Regions from separate parts of the Homo sapiens genome. Here region 1 is linked to region 2. The links are chromatin contacts, found by Hi-C or POLR2A ChIA-PET in ENCODE. All regions are on one chromosome and are shown on one strand. The core of a region is the stretch at or near the end of the contact, and the rest is flanking DNA. Distances in the headings are between cores, read along the strand shown.

The links. Hi-C counts contacts between places; a loop is a spot of excess contacts on that map. ChIA-PET counts read pairs that join two places held with the same protein, here RNA polymerase II (POLR2A).
Region 1: a map of chondrocyte shows a loop between it and region 2 (2.3-fold over the local background). The contact joins two enhancer-like sites. A Hi-C loop is called at or near these places in 1 of 168 maps with a recorded cell type or tissue (chondrocyte). POLR2A ChIA-PET finds 5 or more read pairs at or near these places in 3 of 52 experiments (BJ, HepG2 and PC-9).

What each region holds. Positions count from the first base shown.
Region 1 is chr22:33,537,860-33,544,421 of GRCh38, forward strand. The region is part of intron 6 of LARGE1 (LARGE xylosyl- and glucuronyltransferase 1); the gene reads right to left. Among named protein-coding and RNA genes, the nearest start is that of MIR4764, 100 kb to the left of the region's middle. Within about 2 kb of position 2,437, at least 17 of the 41 ENCODE cell types and tissues checked have a DNase peak (open chromatin) inside an H3K27ac peak, as active enhancers do.
Region 2 is chr22:33,489,383-33,495,262 of GRCh38, forward strand. All of the region lies in intron 6 of LARGE1 (LARGE xylosyl- and glucuronyltransferase 1), which reads right to left. Among named protein-coding and RNA genes, the nearest start is that of MIR4764, 56 kb to the left of the region's middle. Within about 2 kb of position 3,094, at least 2 of the 41 ENCODE cell types and tissues checked have a DNase peak (open chromatin) inside an H3K27ac peak, as active enhancers do.

The DNA of each region.
Region 1 (6,562 bases), core at 1,187-3,686, 48 kb after region 2:
CATGCCTGGCCCTATACAGGGTACTTTTTTACAGGTTCTAGTGCATGGATTAGGCTGAGGATGTCTTTGGGGGCCATTATCCAGCCTATCACAGGTAGAAAGAGGAGGACCTGCGATTCCAACCTAAGTCCTATGTCTCTGAGGCAGAGTGCCCAACCCCTTGCAGGCCTGCTTCCGGTGAACTCTCAGCTTTATCCACATCCACAGGTCATGGTGCCTCAAACAGCTCCTGCAGGATCATGCCTCCATGCCTTTTCCAAGGTGCTGTTTTTGCCTGGAATTCCCTGCTATTTGGACCCTCACAAACTGCTGCCTAGTCTTCAAAGCCCAGCTCTAGTGCTTCCCCTCAACCTCACCTACCCCAAGTGGAAGTAACTCTCCTTCAACTATGCCTGCACCATGCTTTTGGAAACTCTCTGCACAAGCAATGGCCATATTACTTTGTAGTTATTTTTGCTTTTTTCTTCCCCTTCTCCATTTACACAGGATTTCCTTCAGAGCAAGAATCACTTCTCTTTCTTGCGCATTCTTTAGTGTCTTCTGTGTCCAACATTACCTGGCACATAGTAGGCATATTTCCATACATATTTCTGAGCTGAATTGAAGCTAGTTAAAAAATGAATAGCATTACGAAGGTACATTGTGCAATCTTCCCTGAAGGTTAATGAAAAACGAAAATGGAGCCACATTTTTTATTTTGTTTCCCCATCAATTTACTGAGCCCAGTGTTGAGCCTTACTAGATGCTTGGAATACAGAGATAAATAAAACAGGGCACCTGCCTGGGAAGTAAGGAAAATGAGATGTAAGGCTCCCCCCACCACGTGGCAGCCACCATGCTTGGCACGGCCACACAAAGTAACTCAATGAAGGGGAAGGCCACTGGAGGACAAGGAAGCCGTCTACAAGAGATTACTCACTGCCCCTTCCAGCAAATGGGTTCTAGAAAATGAGCTTCTGATCTCCTCTCTGATTGCTGGCAAGTTTGCTGAATTTCAGAATGCTTAATACAGAGTTAAAAGGCATTTTAGGATATCTTCCAGTCCAGTGTTTTTGAAACTAGGGTTTGTAACACATTTGAAGGTTGTGAAAATAATTCAGTGGATCTGAGCAAGCATTTTAAAAATTAAAATACATTAAATAGATTAGAAAAGAAATATAAAAATTCACTGAACATAGTAAGGTCAAGTATTGTTTTACGAAAATATTGTTTTAATTGCTCATCTGCATATATGTGTGTATATATGCCTGTATAAACATACATACACACATATGTCTTTTGGATTGTGATGAAAAATGTATTTCTGACTGTAGGATACAATCAAAAAAGTGTGAAAAGTATGGTTGGCCCTACATCTGCACTTCATAGATTCTTTGTCAAAATTTTCTGATTAAAAGAAAAAAAAAAAGGCAAGTCCTGGTAACAGAATCCTGCCAGCTCTTTTAATAAAAGAACTGGTAAATAAATTCCCCATGCCCATGGGCATCCGCACTTCACACTCATCTTATCACCAACCCTGAGGACTGGATGTTCTTTTATTAAAGGAGCCAGTGGGATTCCACATAGGCCCAATGGGGTAAATAACTTGCTCAAACATATCCTGTTCTATTAGCTAGGCTGGCTTGACAAACTTATGTGGAAAGTTCCTTAAATAGCCTACAATGCAATTTCCTTTAGATTGTCACAATCAAGATCAGAATATCTAGAAATGATCTAATTAAATCCTCCAAACTTTTTTTTTTTTTTTTGAGACAGGGTCTCGCTCCACTACCTATACTGGAGTGCAGTGACACGATCACAGCTCACTGCAGCCTCAAATTTTCCAGGTTCAGGTGATCCTCCCACCTCAGCCTACCAAGTAGCTGGGACCACACCCACCTGGCTAATTTTTGTATTTTTTTGTAGAGAAGAGGTCTTGCTATGTTGCCCAGGCTGGTCTCAAATTCCTAGGCTCAAATGATCCACCTGCCTTGCCCTCCCAAAGCGCTGGGATTACAGGTGTGAGCCACTGCACCCGGCCCTCTAATCTCTTAAGATGTGTAGTAATAAGACAAAATATGGGCTTTGAAGTTCTTCTGACCCGGGATAAAATTCCCAGCTCTACTGACCATGTGACCTCAGATGCCTGTGGGGGCTCAGGTCCTTCATCTGCACCACTGGCAGTGGCCTGGTGCACGGGGGCCAGTCCCTTTTACCCTGTGGAGGCCTGCAAAAAATAGGAGCTTGGTGTACATTAACAGCTCCTGCCTTCTACTCCCCTTCTCTTTCTATGAATATTTGCAGAGAAGTTAAAAAGTAACCACATTGCCAACTACACTAATGAGTCAAGGAGAAGGACTGCTGAGAAAATGGCATTTCTCCTCCTTCGACAAAAACAACAGAGCCATGTGAACCTCCATTCTGTGACTGGGGCGCCAAGAGGCCGGGCCTTGCCAAGTCCCCCCCTGTGCTGTTTGCTAGTGAAGAGTTTGGAGTTGACTAAGTGCCAACCTCAGCTCGGCTGTGTGTGCTTGATCCTATGACCAGCCCAGCCCTGACCTTTTCTGGTATTTATGATGTTGGATTGGATTTTGATCACTGTTTGAGCTCTTGACACAAAATAAACAGGATGACCCTTTTCCCTGGGAGGGACAAGTGCCAGGATTTTAATCCCGTCTCCAAACACTCCTCCCAAACAGTACCCTGCCCCACTGCCCCCATGGCAAAACAACCAAGACACAGTGTCTCTTTTGTTGCAGTAGCCAGCAGATCCTGGGATAGCAACCTTAGGGCAGTGAATCTCAACCCTGGCCACACTTCAGCATTATGTAGGGAGCTTTCAAAAATACGGCAGGCCACTGCCCATACCAGAGGTTCTGACTTGGCTGATATGGGGTAGACCTGGGCATCATTATTCTTCACGTGCTCCCCAGATGATTATAACTTAAAGGCAGTGTTGACAACAACTGCACTCAGAGAAGAGAAGGTGCCCAGTTTTCCTATAAAGTATGGCAGACGGGCACAGCGGCTCACACCAGTAATCCCAGCACTTTGAGAGGCGGAGGTAGGCGGATTGCTTGAGCACAGGAGTTCAAGACCAGCTTGGGCAACGTGGCAAAACCCCATCTCTATTAAAAAAAAATATAAAAATTAGCCAGGTGTGGTGGTGCACACCTGTAGTTACAGCTACTCATGGTGGCTGGGGTGGTGGGTTGCGGGGGGGGGGGGGCGGGGGGCGGGTTGCAGGGGGAGAATCACCCAAGCCCAAGAGATTGAGGCTGTAGTGAGCCGTGATTGTGCCACTGCACTCCAGCCTGGGCTATAGAGCAAGACCCTGTCTCAAAAAAAGTGGGGGAAAAAAAGAAAAAAAAAAAAAAAGAAAATATGGCAGGGAGAGGTTAATTGGATCACCAAGATTACGGAGCCGGGGCTGGGACTTGAACACAGGGCAAGCCGACTTTTTGACTTTTATGTTTTAGCATAACAAAGAAAAATGGTTGTGATGCAAAGTTAAGACGAAAAAGACTGGTATACAAACAGGATTATATTATGATCCCAATTTTATAAAAGAATCCATCCTATATGCACAGAAAAGCATCTGAAATATTAACAATAGCTGACTGTAGGTAGTAGAAATATACACAATTGAGTTTCATTCTTTACCTTTGTGCTGATACGGACATGCATTGTTTTATTCATGACACACATGTATAAAGTGGATCAGTCTGGAGAACCTTAATGATGCCTCCAGCAGAGCAATCCATTCTTGAAAAGGTCTAGTCAATTCTTGTTTTTTCCTTCACTATTACAATGAGGCCCAGAGGGTCTTTTTGTGCTGACTGCCCTCATCCTGTCTGGAGTCATCGTCTTACTGTTCTACAAGGAAAACACATTTTCTTTCCAAAAATTAAAAAAAAAAAAAAAAGGCAGTGCTGATGTCATGGGATATCAGGGTATCTCTAAAATCTTAAGTCAAGGAAACAAACATTTGGGGTTGAGCCCCTACTGTACGTGTCTATGAGAAACATTAAGAGCTATTCAAGGCTGGGTGCAGTGGCTCATGTCTATAATCCCAGCACTTTGGAAGGCTGAGGCGGGTGGATCACCTGAGGTCAAGAGTTGGAGAACAGCCTGGCCAACATGGTGAAACCCCATCTCTACTAAAATACAAAAATTAGCTGGGTGTGGTGGCGGCTGCCTGGAATCCCAGCTACTCAGGAGGCTGAGGCAGGAGAAACCCTTGAACCAAGGAGGTAGAGGTTGCATTGAGCCGAGATCGCACCACTGCACTCCAGCCTGAGCAACAAGAGCAAAACTCTGTCTCAAAAAAAAAAAAAAAAAAAAAGAATAAAAGCCCACTTCCATTGTAACTGCTACCAGATCTGTCTCCAGAGATATAGACTACAATCTAGCATGATTTGGAAGCCAAATGTTATGTTTTGAGATTCTCCCTGGGCTGAGCCAGCAGGTCACTGTTCATTAGTTGAACTCTCATGGGAACCCTGTTTGGGGCAGATTTCGTCATTCTTCCTCACTCTGTGTCTCCATTCCTGCCTTGGACAGTGTTTCATGCCGGATATAAACTCAGTGACTCAAGTCCCCTTGGTGACTTCAGGGTCCCTCTTATTTGCTCCTTTAAAGGAACAGAAGGGAGAAAAATATATCGTAGAATCCAAAGAGCCCAGAGGCCAGAGACCTAATTTTGTTTATTCAATAACTAATATTTTAGTATCTAGTAGGCTTGGATAGGTATATAGAACCTTGAAGGCACAGCCAGCAGGACTTACTGGAAGATAAATGTAGGGTATGAGGACAAGAGAGGTACCAAAGATGCCCGCTTTTATATGGTTCTGGCTTTGCCCCTGACAGTGTGAATTTGCATCAGATCCATAGACCTGAAAGAGACACTGGGCCCACCTACTCAAATCCATTTATTTTACTAATCATTCATGCTTTCTATAGTCACTCAGTGAAGCACTTACTGAACAGATAGCTTAGGATCAGAAAGGTAGAGGGACTCGCCTACAGCTAGTAAAGATGAAACACAGACTTCTGTCCAAGCGAAGTTCTCTTGAAATTGCATCATCCAAGTCAAAGACCTTAGAACCTTCTTGACCTTTGCAACAAAAGGCACTGAGCTAACTCATGACCTCTAAGATCCCTTCCAGTCCTTCTTTCCTACATGTGTGCATGTAAGTAAAGCTACAAAATGCTCTGTTTCCCGCTGCTTCTGTACAAGACTGGAAAGAAAATTTATCTTTCGACACATCCCTTTCCACTTTGACACTAATTTATTTTTTAATTGATCTCCCAGTAAGGCACACACCTAATTGGCTTGAATGGTGACACAGTTAATTAGGCCAAAAAAGAAAAAAAGAAAAAAAAAAAGGCCCAGGATGGTGAGCCCAAGTAGTACTACTTAATAAGAGCGGTGGCCAATTTCTCAGTGAAGAGGAATTTGTAAAAGGGAAGATCAAAGAGATAATTCAGCTTGGTCAGAATTTTAATTTAGGTCACTTTCATGGATAAATAGGCTGCAGATACCACCTTTTCCATCTAAACAGATTAATCCTCTAAACGGCTACAGAAAACTCATCCACGCATCAAAAGTTTACAAATGCCTATGATAAGCTGGGTACTATGCTAGGCTATGGGGGTAAAGGCCCTGTCAATAAGGAGGCTCTGACAATTTAAGAAGGGAAACAATGATGGTAGTAAGTGGAAAAGAAGTCAGAAGAAAACATTTTATTTACTTAGCATGGGTTCTGTCAGCCAGCATGCTTCTTAAGGTCGCAAGTGACAGAGACTTTACTGAGACTTAAGCAGTTTTTAAAAAGAGAAATTTTGCTTCAGGCATGGCTGGAACTAGAGACTCCAACACAATGTAATCTAAAATCTGTCTTCTCTTTTCAAGCTCTCAGATCTGTTTGCCCTCTCAGACAAACTGACTGTCTAGGAAAGAGGTAACACGGCAGGCTTGACACTGCTGTCCTTAGAACGATGAACTGCTTGCAAGACTGGCCCTTGGCTGGCATCTGAGAACTGGGGTTTTGGGAAGCTTCCTGCTATTCTCTAAGAGCTCACTGTGTCTAAACTGTGCAAACAAAATGGTTTACCATAAACACCTGCTTTCCTTCTGGGAGTCTAGAATTTTGGTATGTCCTAGAGAATGTCCACATAACCAGCCCCCAATAAAAATCCTGGGTGCTGAGTCTCTCATGAGATTCCCTTTTGGGCAACATTTCATGTGTGTTGTCACAACGTATTGTTGGGGGAATTGGCATGTCCTGCGTGACTCCACTGGGGGAGGACTCTTGAAGTTTGAGCCTGGTTTCCTCTGGACTTCACCCCATGAGCCTTTTTCCTTTGTGGATTCTGCCTTATATCTTTTTGCTGTAATAAATCATATCTGTGAGTATGACATACACTGAGTCTTGTGAGTCCTCCTAGCAAACCAGTGAATTTAGGGGTGGTCTTGGAAACTCCTGGCGGTGTCAAAATGACAAATGGTGGTTCCAGCTTTGCCTCATCACAGTTTAGCAAATAGAGTGGAAAGAGTACCTTTCTACCAGGTGCGGTGGCT
Region 2 (5,880 bases), core at 1,844-4,343:
GTTCTGAGCACTGGGGTGAGGACAATGATATGGTCTGGCTGTGTCCCCATCCAAATCTCATCTTGAATTGTAGCTCCCATAATTTTTATGTGTTGTAGGAGGGACCCAGTAGGAGATAACTGAATCATGGAGGTGGTTTCCCCCATACTGTTCCTGTGGTAGTGAATAAATCTCACCAGATCTGATGGTTTTATAACAGGTTTCCCCTTTCACTTGGCTCTCATTCTGTCTTGTTTGCCACCATGTAAGATGTGCCTTTCCCCTTCTGCCATGATTGTGAGGCCTCCCCAGCCATGTGGAACTGTGAGTCCATTAAACCCTCTTTTTCTTTATAAACTACCCAGTCTCGGGTGTGTCGTTATCAGCAGCATGAAAGCGAACTAATAGAAACAATGAACAAAACAAAGCCCTGGCTTGAGGGAGCTGACATCCTAGTGGCAGAGAGAAACAAGAAGCAAACACCACACTGCAGGCGCTCAGATGAATGGAAGTGCTAAGTGGACATGAACAAGCGTAGATGGGGCTGGGCTGGGTGGTGTTGCTGTCTCTAAAGAGGGTGCCTGTCCCAGGGAAGGCAGTGACTTCACATGCACATCTTACTGTTTTGCTAGAACACGGTTTCCCCGCCTTGTATCCCTGGCCACTTTCTCCTCCTTTTCCAACTCCTGACTCCAGAAGCACTTTCCCTCTGGAGCTAGGGGGGCTCTGCTTAGGCATAATTACTTGCTCCCTCAACTGGATCATTGTAAATTATAAATAACTTGATTAATCTGCATCATGCAATATTACATCATATTTATATATTCGGGTAAGTTATTCCTACCAAGTTCACATTACTAAAGGGCTGGGACTGCGTCTTATCCATCTTCATTTATTCACGCCAGAAGCTCCATGGAACATCAACCATGAACCTTGCCCCGCTTCCCTACCAGAGAATAAAGAGGAATCCCTGTCATTTTGTCCTTATTTTCTTTCCACCTCATTCGTCTCTCACAAAGGACTGAGATGTTATTTTAATGAAATAGTGCAATTTAAATGAAATAGTGCATGTAAAGTGTTTAGCCCAGTGCCAAGAACATGAAAACGGCTCAGTAAACATGTGTTGTTTCTATAACTACTATTACTACTCTAAATAGAATTATTTGTAGGCCAACTGTTTTCTAACTACATCACTCCATTCATTATCCAGTACACTGCTGCAACGCTTCTGATTTTAGTCTCCAACTAGAGTCAGATCAATCTGATAGTGGATGCCATAGTACCTGGGAATCCCATACAGCTTCCCGGCTCACTAAAGAGAAGGTTCACATTTGAAGGCATTGCCCCAAGTTAGAGGTAGTTACTGACTCTTTACATCATCTCTGACACTCTCCACATTCAAATATGGTGGAGATGCTTTGTCTGCAAAACCCACAGGACTGACACTTTAGTAGCTCTTCGCCGGTGACCATGAGCTGCAGAGCTGCTCCACTTCTTGAGTTTTCTCTGTTGTTCACCTCTTCCTACCATTGTCGCCAGTTTCCTGGGTACTCTTCTCTCTTACTCCTGTTTTTCTCTTTATTGTTGCCTACATGTTCTCTGAGAGAAAGTGGCAAGAATTTCAGCAGCCCAGCCAGACAAACCTGAGCCTGAGACCCAAACATCCCCTTCAATTGCTGTGAGACCACCTCAGCCAGACACATCTTTGTTTACAAGGATCTTCTCTTGTAAAATTAGGACAACACAAAGCTGCTTTCAGGGCAGTTGAGAGGATATACATCTCTTAATATGACAGTGTTGGTACACAGTATATGGAATTGTTAATAGTATTGTTGTTCTATGTCTACCTCCAAATTTAGGGACATTTTAAAAGCTCGAGGGCACTAAAATGCTGTTTCCTGATAGCTGGCCACCCACTACATGTAATAATGTAAAAATACAATGCAAGAATTTTTATGTAGGAAAGAGCAGGAAGCGGTTTTACATATAACTGCATACAGCTAGAAAGAGGTTGGGGTCATTATACCCACATGCATGGAGGGTCAGACAGAACCTCTGATAAAAGTAGTTAAAAAAGATGAACGCATTTTCCCAACTGAGCTATCCCATCCAGCCCAGATTCAATAATTTAAAAGACAATGCTCGACGCTCACTTCAAGGTGAGAGAAAATTCTGAAGATGAAAGAATCTTCTCAAAACTTCCTTTTAATTAAAATGTTGGTTGCCTGGATTTCTCCTGAGCCTCAGCTCTTTGCCTATAAAGGAGAAATCACAAGGAGCTCTGCCTAGACAATAAACCACTTAATCTGAAATTGGAACTTAATCATAAGTCGATCTTACAGCCCCATTTTTGTGCCCACCATTGGGTAGGTACTAAAAGCTTTGGAATAATATGAATTTATCAGTCTTGAAGGCTAGTATTGCATAGTTGAAACAAAATAAAACTGTCAAACTCAAACAGAAAAGACGAGGAATTCAAGATGTGGCTAAATTACTATGAAATAAAGACAAGGTCGAGGGGAAAGAAAACCATTCCCGAGGCAGCTGAAATGCAAAATTTTTGCTGAGATGAAAGGCCGACCCCTTGATGTGGCCTTATGGCTCCACAAATGGTAAGAAGAGTTTCATGGAATATTTCAAAATAGAAAGATACAAAAGTATCAGTGGCAGTGTTCTGAACAGAGTGGGTGCCAGAATAGTGTTGAATTACTAAATGAGTGATGACAGAAAGAAGAAAAAGCAGGTAGATAAATAGGTAACAGCAAGACTGATGGGGCCTTGTCGGCCACTGGCAGGTGACAGATGAGCCAATGCATCACTGAGGGAGATGCAAGGGAGGCATGGTGACACTCCAAGCTCCCAGATTAAGCCCCTATAGCTGAGAGGCACAAAGAGCAAGAAGCTGGGGCTGCAGGGTCCAAAGTCCATGGCAGGAAGCAGGCCCATCTTGATTCTCTGACGTCTGCTCTGTGCACAACATTGCCAGTGACACTTTTGCGTCTTTCAAGTGAAGGCAAAGGAGTGGGGGGACTACACTGGGTGCAAACCACCTCCTGGGCACCACACTTTCCCTTTACATCTGTGAATCTCCTTTGTCCCCTCAAACCCTTTGAAATGGAAAGTGCTATCTTGATTTTCAGCAGAGGAAACTAAGCCTCTAAGTAACAAACTCCAGTTGCACAGTAAACAGGAAGCAGAGTGGGGACTCCGTGCTGCTGTGTCTGAAGGCACAGGCTGCAAGCTCCGGGAGCTTTGCAAATTCTTTCACTTACACAATTCCTAAGAGCCCTTGAGAACGAATATACAGCCCAAATTAGCCTGCCAATGAGCGAGTGATTTCTTTGAAGTCTCAATTTTTAATCAATTGTGCACATTTTAAATTTTACCTCATAATATGGTTGTGTGCTAACTGAAAACAAAACAAAACAAAACATGTTTTAAATTACTTTCATATGAAAGGACGTCCTGTCCTTGTCCTGGGGGCTTTGAACAGTATCTGATAAAAGCTGAATCTCCACAGGGAGGGAGGAGGGAAATGCGGGCGGCGGGTGGGCAATGCGCACCCTGTTTTGAAAGGCAACATACTCTGCTGTGATGCTTCCTCTCTAACAATCCATTTTCAGGACAAAAGAGAAATTATCAGAGTATCCCATTAAATTCAAAATTGTGTTTAATGCCTGTGTAAGTGAGAAGAGTAGCAGTGCTCTGGCACATAACTCGAGGGTCCTCTTTCAAATTCCTTCCTGCTAAAACCATCTCTATCCAAATGGATAGCTCTACAAGCATGGTGGCCTTTTTTTTTTTTTTTTTTTTTTTTGAGACATAGTCTTGCTCTGTCGCCCAGGCTGGAGTGCAGTGGTGCGATCTCGGCTCGCTGCAACCTTCACCTCCCGGGTTCAAGTGATTCTCCTGCCTCAGCCTCCCTAGCAGCTGGGATTACAGGCGCGCGCCACTATGTCCAGCTAATTTTTGTATTTTTAGTAGAGACGGGGTTTCACCATGTTGGCCAGGCTGGTCTTGAACTCCTGACCTCAGGTGATCCTCCCACCTCGGCCTCCCAAAGTGCTGGGATTACAGGTGTGAGCCACCGTGCCCGGCCTGAGCATGGAATTTTTTAATGTGTCTACATCTGACATTTGTGGAGGTGATAAAATGGTTCAACCTAATGGTGATGACAGCCAAGTCTGAGTGCTGGTCCAAGTACTGGGCAATATGCTTTATTTATGTGGATAGTTCCAAATCAACACCCACCCCCACAACAGCAGCAACCCTATGAAGTAGGCAGTATGATCATACCCATTTTGCAGATGAGGAAACTGCAGACAGAGGGATTGAACCACTTTTCCAAGGTGACCTAGTTGGGATGTCTTGGGGCTGGGATTCACAGCCACACAGCTGCACTCAAGATCCTTTATTTTAAACAATGACTCCAGGTACCCAGCCTCTGTGGTCCACATCTGCATAGTATAGAGCTAATAAATATCAGTGTGCCCAGACTCCTGACATAATTAAGAGACCCTCCAAACCCAGGTGCTGACAAGGGCTCTACATCTTCCAACTGGGTGGCAGTCACAAGACACTTTCTATTTGCAAAGTACGCAGCAGTTGCTCAATCTCTAGTGAAGGCTCTCATTTAAAAGGTGCTACTTTGTGCAAGGCGATGCCCACTCCGTGGCTAACACAGGTCCAAGGACAAATACGAGAAATTAACTTTTAAGCTCTTCAGCACAGATGCCAAGTTTGAACACTAATTTATAGACAGCATTGATGCTCAACAGCTGTATAAAGCTGTGCTGAGAGAAAGCTTTGCATATGGTCTTTGATGAGCTCTGAAGCCAAAAAGCCCTGGCTGTGGATCTGGAATTTTTCCACTTATAGGTTATTGGGTCCTGGGCAATGAATTGAACTGATGTGCCTCAGTTTCCCTACCCATAAAATGGAGATGGCTTGTGTGTGCTGTTGTGAAGATTAACTGAGGACGTTTCCCTTGGTTAAATGCTACTTGACAGCTTACGTAAATGAATAAAGTGACTGAGCTGCTTCTAAAATATAACAAAGATTAATGTATGTGGAAGTGCTCAGTACGGTGTTTAACACAGTTAGTGCTCAAAATGGTAGAAGAAAATGACAATGATTCCATTAAAAGATTAGCTATCATGCCACCATATTCTATTTTAATTGGTTAGATCCATAGCATTGATTCCTCACAAATCTGTATATTTTAAATGGTTCCAAGCTCTTTTCCCACCAATTTTCCCAACTGATATTCACAACTACCCTAACAGGTAGGCAGCTTAACTAATCTTACACTCATTTTGCAGATGAGAAACATGAGGTTCTGTGAGATTAAAGGACTTGCACAAAGCCACTAGGTTACTTGGCATCTCTGTCACAGCTAGGATGAGAAATCTGAGTCTCGTTTTCTCCTTTGCCAGTGCTGTTTCCAAACTGCCTGCAGGTTCTGCAAAATCACAGTGAAGAAAGATAATCGGCTCTCTGGGATCACAGGGCAAATCTGGGAGAGGGCAGGCAACTCTCCTCAAGTCTCTGTCCTCTCTTGGCGCTGCCTCTATGCAGATAACTGCACCCTAGGGCTCAAGGGGAGAGCCACACTCCACTCAGTAATGCTATCCCAGTCTGGAACTGTGGCTGATTTCCTCGTTCCCTCTATTCTCTCCCTGCAATTCATCAGCAAGGCCCACGTGAACATGATTCCACTGCCTAACACTCTCTTCCCCACCCACACCCCCACCCCCCGGACACACAGAGGCCTCCTTTCTCTCCATCAAACATCACAGGCTCTCTCCTTTGCATCTGCCTTCCCTCTGCTTAGAACACTTCCACAGCATCTTCTCTTGGCGGAAGCTTCTCATCCTTTGAACTTTCCTTTGAGTCTCCATC